Regions from separate parts of the Homo sapiens genome. Here region 2 is linked to region 1. A link is a loop called in an ENCODE intact Hi-C map of the cell type or tissue named here. Cell type or tissue: PC-9. All regions are shown on one strand. Links, peaks and the distances in the headings refer to the core of each region. The heading gives the core; the rest is flanking DNA.

Region 1 (2,913 bases), core at 223-2,722:
TTTCTTTGGTTTGATTCCTATGTTTGAGGTCTGGCTGTGTGGACAGATTTTATTACTTTATGTCTCCCAAACTGCTCAAATCCTCACCTAGGTGGCATTTTAACCTAGTTTCCTTTTCCCCAGCTGGTGAAGCAGTGGTGTATGAATAAATCCAACATCCTTGGCAGGAGAAAAACTTTTTGTCTGATTACTAGAGCTACAAAATATCTCCTTTGTCCTGTTGTACTTTTGGGGTAACATGATAGTCCACTCTTTCCTGCTCTTCTGTCTGTATTTGCTGTTATGGACCATATTTGCTTTCTCCATCCTTAGCCATGGCCGTGTTTGTTTTGACATCCATAATATCCTTAGACGAGCGCTGTGGTTCTTAGCCTTGGCTGCTCATTAGAACCACCTGAGAGCTTAAAAACTTCTCAATACCCTGGCTAAACACCAGAACAATTATATAGGGATCTCTGGGCGTGGAATCCAGGCACCAGTATTTTTTTCAAGCTTCCTATGTTGATTCCAATGGGCAGCCAAGTTTGAAGACAGTGATTCTCAGACTTTTTAAACTTAGAACCCCTCACCTCTCTTAAAAATTATTGAGGAGCCGGGTGCGGTGGCTCACGCCTGTAATCCCAGCACTTTGGGAGGCTGAGGCGGGTGAATCATAAGGTCAGAAGATCGAGACCATCCTGACTAACATGGTGAAACCCCATCTCTACTAAAAATACAAAGAAATTAGCCAGGTGTGGTGGCAGGCGCCTATAGTCCCAGCTACTTGGGAGGCTGAGGCAGGAGAATGGCGTGAACCCGGGAGGTGGAGCTTGCAGTGAGCCAAGATCACACCACTGCACTCCAGCCTGGGCGACAGAGACTCCGTCTCAAAAAAATAAATTATTGAGGAGCCCAGAGTTTTTGTTCATGTCGATTATATTTAGATATTTACTGTATTAGAAGTTAAAACAAAAAGTTTAATTCATTCACTTAAAAGTAATAACAAACCTATTATATGTTAATATAAATAACATTTTTTAAAAATGAGAAATAGCTATATTTTCAAAAAACTAGAACAGCAGCTTTTTTTTCTGTTATTTTTTATTTATTTATTTATTTTTTGTGACAGAGTCTTACTCTGTCACCCAGGCTGGAGTGTAGTGGTGTGATCTTGGCTCACTGCAACCTCCACCTCCCAGGTTCAAGCTATTCTCCTGCCTCAGCCTCCTGAGTAGCTGGAACTACAGGCATGCACTACCATGCACGGCTAATTTTTTGTGTGTTTTTAGTAGAGACGGGGTTTCACCATGTGGTCAGGCTGGTCTCGAACTCCTGACCTCAAATGATCCACCCTCCTTGGCCTCCCAAAGTGCTGGGATTACAGGCATGAGCCACCGCGCTCAGCTACATTGTTTTTAAATAACTTTAATGCCTGGTTTAATAAAAAAAAAGCTTGGATTCTCATATCTGCTTCTATATTCCATCTGTTGGGAGTGCAGCATGTCATGTGGCCTCTGGAAATCTCTATATTCATAATGAGAATAAAAAAGGCAAATTTTTATATTATCATGAAAATAGTTTTGACTTTGTGGACCCTTCTTTGGGTTCCCCAGGCCACACTTTGAGAACTGATGTGCTAGAAGACTGTAGAGTGAATGATGCCAAGGGAGTTAGTTAACAAGCGTCTCTTTTCACCTCACTTTCAACTACCCTTCAGTTCTCCCTGCCCTTATTACTGTCGGCCTCTAGAGGGAGCGCGAGGTCCTTTACGCCAACACCCGCAGGCTGCTGCAGCTGAGGCCAAATTTTAAGTACCTGCAGGAGCTACAACATTAGGGAAGGGGGATCTTGGGTTATAAGAAAAGGAATGAAAGTTTTTCTTTTCCTCCTCCTTTTTGTTCTCCTTCTTTTTCTGTTCCTCGCTCTCCCTCTTAGAATTCCTGAAGCAGTTGACATTTTTCTTTGTTGAGCTTTCCTATTATTCCCATTCAGTTGGTGCAATAAAGAGCAAGACAAGCAGAGATCCGAGAGTACAGGCTAGAACCATGGTTCTCCCCCTTCATATTCAGCAGAACCACCTGGGCAGTTTGTTTAAATGTAACTTCTGGCCGGGCGCGTGGCTCTTGCCTGTAATCCCAGCACTTTGGGAGGCCGAGGCGGGCAGATCACAAGGTCAGGAGATCCAGACCATCCTGGCTAACACGGTGAAACCCCGTCTCTACTAAAAATACAAAAAATTAGCCGGGCGTGGTGGCGGGCGTCTGTAGTCCCAGCTACTGGGGAGGCTGAGGCAGGAGAATGACGGAACCTGGGAAGTGGAGCTTGCAATGAGCCGAGATCTCGCCACTGCACGCCAGCCTGGGGGACAGAGCGAGCCTCTGTCTCAAGAAAAAATAAAGTAGCTTCCGCTGTCCCTACCACAAAAGCTGTTGATTTCATAGGACTAAGGTGAGACTCATGAATCAGCATTTCTAAGAGGACCCCAGGTGATTCTAATCCAGGTGTTCTGAGGACATGGTTTTGAGAAACAGTTACCTGAGAGAAGAGGTCACCTGGGCCTACATATTTCAGGTAAAAGGAGCCTAAAGCTAAGTATACTTCGTGGGAGTGTAGAGTAAGCATGGCCCTCACCCAATGTGGCTAGAACCCTCTAGAACTCAGTATCCTGAATTTTAAACACATATCTCTCATTATGGCTAGAAAATTGCCTTTAAATTTTGCTTGTATCCCCGCTTCATCTAGAGTCTCTTCTTTCCAATGAAAACACTGGAATATGTTCATTGGGACCATCTAAGAATCATCTGAGACCAAGCTGCATGACAAAGCAGCATCAGGTAAAGAAACTGGTGATATTTAACCTGTAGAAAGGAAAATTTGATACAGATTAGGGAGCCATCTTTCAATATATAAAGGCCTACAAATGTGTTTTAAATG
Region 2 (2,913 bases), core at 183-2,682, 260 kb after region 1:
GGTCATAAGCTCTATTAGCACACATAGCTGAAAAACTGAAAGAGGATGTAAGAGAAAGGATTGTTAAAAAACAAAAACAAAAAAACACAAAAAACCAAAAATAAAAAATCTGGGTGAGGTATTTGCAATACTAGAGCCAAAGAATTTGACCTAAGAGGCCGGGCGTGGTGGTTCACATCTGTAATCCCAGTACTTTGGGAGGCCGAGGTGGGTGGATCACTTGAGGCCAGAAGTTTGAAACTAACCTGGCCAACTTGTTGAAACCCCATGTCTACTAAATACACACAAAAAAGGGCCCGGCGCGGTGGCTCGTGCCTGTAATTCCAGTACTTTGGGAGGCTGAGGTGGGAGGATCACCTGAGGTCAGGAGATGGAGACCATCCTGGCTAACATGGTGAAACCCCGTCTCTGCTAAAAATACACAAATTAGCCGGGTGTGGTGGCATGTGCCTGAAGTCCCAGCTACTTGGAGGGTGAGGCAGGAGAATCACTTCAACCTAGGAGGTGGAGGTTGCAGTGAGCTGAGGTAGCGCCACTGCACTCCAGCCTGGGCGACAGAGCAAGACTCTGTCTCAAAATAAACAATTAACTGGGTGTGGTGGCACACACCTGTAATCTCAGCTGCTCCTGAGCCTGAGGTGGGAGAATCACTTGAACCCGGGAGGCAGAGGTTGCAGTGAGCTGACATTGTGCCACTGCGCTCCAGCCTAGGGGGGAGAAAAAGAAAAAAAAGAATTCTGATCCAGGCACTGACTCATTGAGCAAGTCATCTTTACTGTTCAGGCCTCAGCTTTCTTCCTTTGTTTTTTTTTGAGACAGAGTCTCATTCTATTGCCCAGGCTGGAGTGCAATGGCATGATTTCAGCTCACTGCAACCTCTGCCGCCCGGGTTCAAGCAATTCTTCTGCCTCAGCCTCCCGAGTAGGTGGGATTACAGGTGCCTGCCACCGCGCCCAGCTAATTTTTGTACTTTTAGTAGAGATGGGGGTTTCACTATCTTGGCCAGGCTGGTCTCGAACTCCTGACCTCATGATCCACCCACCTTGGCCTCCCAAAGTGCTGGGATTACAGATATGAGCCACCGCACCCAGCTAGGCCTCAGTTTTCTAATGTGTAAAATGAAAATATGCACTAGACCTTCACTTGTTTTTTTCTATGTGATAATTTTTTTTAAAAAAAGAAGGTGTCATGTTACATTTTATCTTTATGTTTACATTTCATCTTGTAAGGTTGCCTTTGAGCCTTGACACAGTGATTTTTCTCATTCAACTAGTTTCTCTCCCATCTCAACTAGTGACCTCACCATCCACTAATTGTTTAAGCCAGAAATTGGGAACTTTTCCTTGGTTCCTCTTCCTTGTTTACTTCTTCCATCTACCCCATGAGCAAATCCTATCTGTTCTTCCTTAAATTTAGTTCCCAGATCTATCTCCTGCATCTCAGGTCTATGTACTTCTTCCCATCTCCCCTGCTACTAGTCTGTCCAGAGCTACAACCACTTCCCTTATAGATTATTGGAATAACCTTCTTATTGGTCTTCATATTTTCACTCTGACTCCCCTCTGATCAATTTTCTGCAATGCAGCCAGAATTATCTTTTAAAAATGTAAGTTTGAGCCAGGCACAGTGGCTCACGCCTGTAATCCCAGCACTTTGGGAGGCCAAGGTGGGAGGATCACCTGAGGTCAGGAGTTTGAGATCAGCCTGGCCAACATGGTGAAACTCTGTCTCTACTAAAAATACAAAAATTAGCTGGGCATGGTGGTGGGTGCCTGTAATCCCAGCTACTTGGGAGGCTGAGGCAGAACTGCTTGAACCTGGGAGGCCATATATATATAAAGTTTGATCACACCACTGTCCTGCTTAATCTTTTTTTATTTTTTAACTTTTAAATTTTTTAAGAGAAGGGTCTCTCTGTGTTGCCCAGACTGGTCTCTAATTCGTGGGCTCAAGAGATCCTCTCATCTTAGCCTCCCAAGTAGCTGGGAATACAGGCATGTGCCACCACACCCAGTGACTTTCCTTCCTAAAATGCTTCAATAGTTTCTTTTTCTTTTTCTTTCTTTCTTTTTTTTTTTTTTTTTGAGATGGAGTCTCGTTCTTTCACCCAGGCTGGAGTGCAGTGGCGTGATCTTGGCTCACTGCAACCTCTGCCTCCCGGGTTAAAGTGATTCTTCTGCCTCAGTCTTCCAAGTAGCTGGGACTACAGCATGTGCCACCACACCTCAATAATTTTTTGTATTTTTAGTAGAAATGGGTTTCACCATGTTGGTCAGGCTGGTCTCGAACAGCTGAGCTTGTGATCCACCCGCCTCGGCCTCCCAAAGTGCTGGGATTACAGGTGTGAGCCACTGCACCCAGCCACTTCAATAGTTTCTTTTTGTGCTTAACATAAAGTTTAAATTCATGTCCAGAGCCTATAAGGTGTCATATGACCAGGCCCCTCAAGGTATATCCACTTCACTCAAGCCATGTTTGTCTCATCTTAATTCTTCAAACACCCCACATTCTTTCCTAACTCAAGGTCTTTGAGCTTGCTGCTTCTTCCAGGTGGACTGATCTTAGCCCTTCCCTTTGTTGTTGATTTTTTAACTTTTTTTTTTTTTTTTTTGTGAGAAAGTCTTGCTCTTGTTTTCCAGGCTGGAGTGCAGTGGTGCAATCTCGGCTCACTGCAACCTCCACCTCCTGGGTTCAAGTGAGTCTCCTGACTCAGCGTCCTGAGTAACTGGGATTACAGGCACCTGCCACCACACCCGGCTAATTTTTGTATTTTTAGTAGAAATGGGGTTTTGCCGTGTTGGCCAGGCTGATCTTGAACTCCTGACCTCAGGTGATCCTCCCACCTCGGCCTCCCAAAGTGCTGGGATTACAGGCATGAGCCAGCGCTCCCAGCCTTTTTACCTTTTTTTTTTT

What was found. Peaks named below come from ENCODE experiments on the same cell type or tissue, not always from the same donor. Only the 100,000 strongest peaks of a DNase experiment are listed, where the experiment ranks them.
Region 2: it touches region 1 in a loop (2.9-fold over the local background); 2 of 110 quality-filtered maps call a loop at or near these places.

Annotation. Positions count from the first base shown.
Region 1 is chr9:72,279,379-72,282,291 of GRCh38, forward strand. No RefSeq gene overlaps it. Among named protein-coding and RNA genes, the nearest start is that of LINC01504, 25 kb to the right of the region's middle. In PC-9, for the core only: a CTCF peak has its summit at 1,746 (motif pointing right); a DNase peak (open chromatin) is centred at 1,753.
Region 2 is chr9:72,541,886-72,544,798 of GRCh38, forward strand. The region is part of intron 1 of TMC1 (transmembrane channel like 1); the gene reads left to right. Among named protein-coding and RNA genes, the nearest start is that of TMC1, 22 kb to the left of the region's middle. In PC-9, for the core only: no CTCF peak of the experiment used is centred there; DNase peaks (open chromatin) are centred at 716 and 1,246; H3K27ac peaks cover 2,284 bases.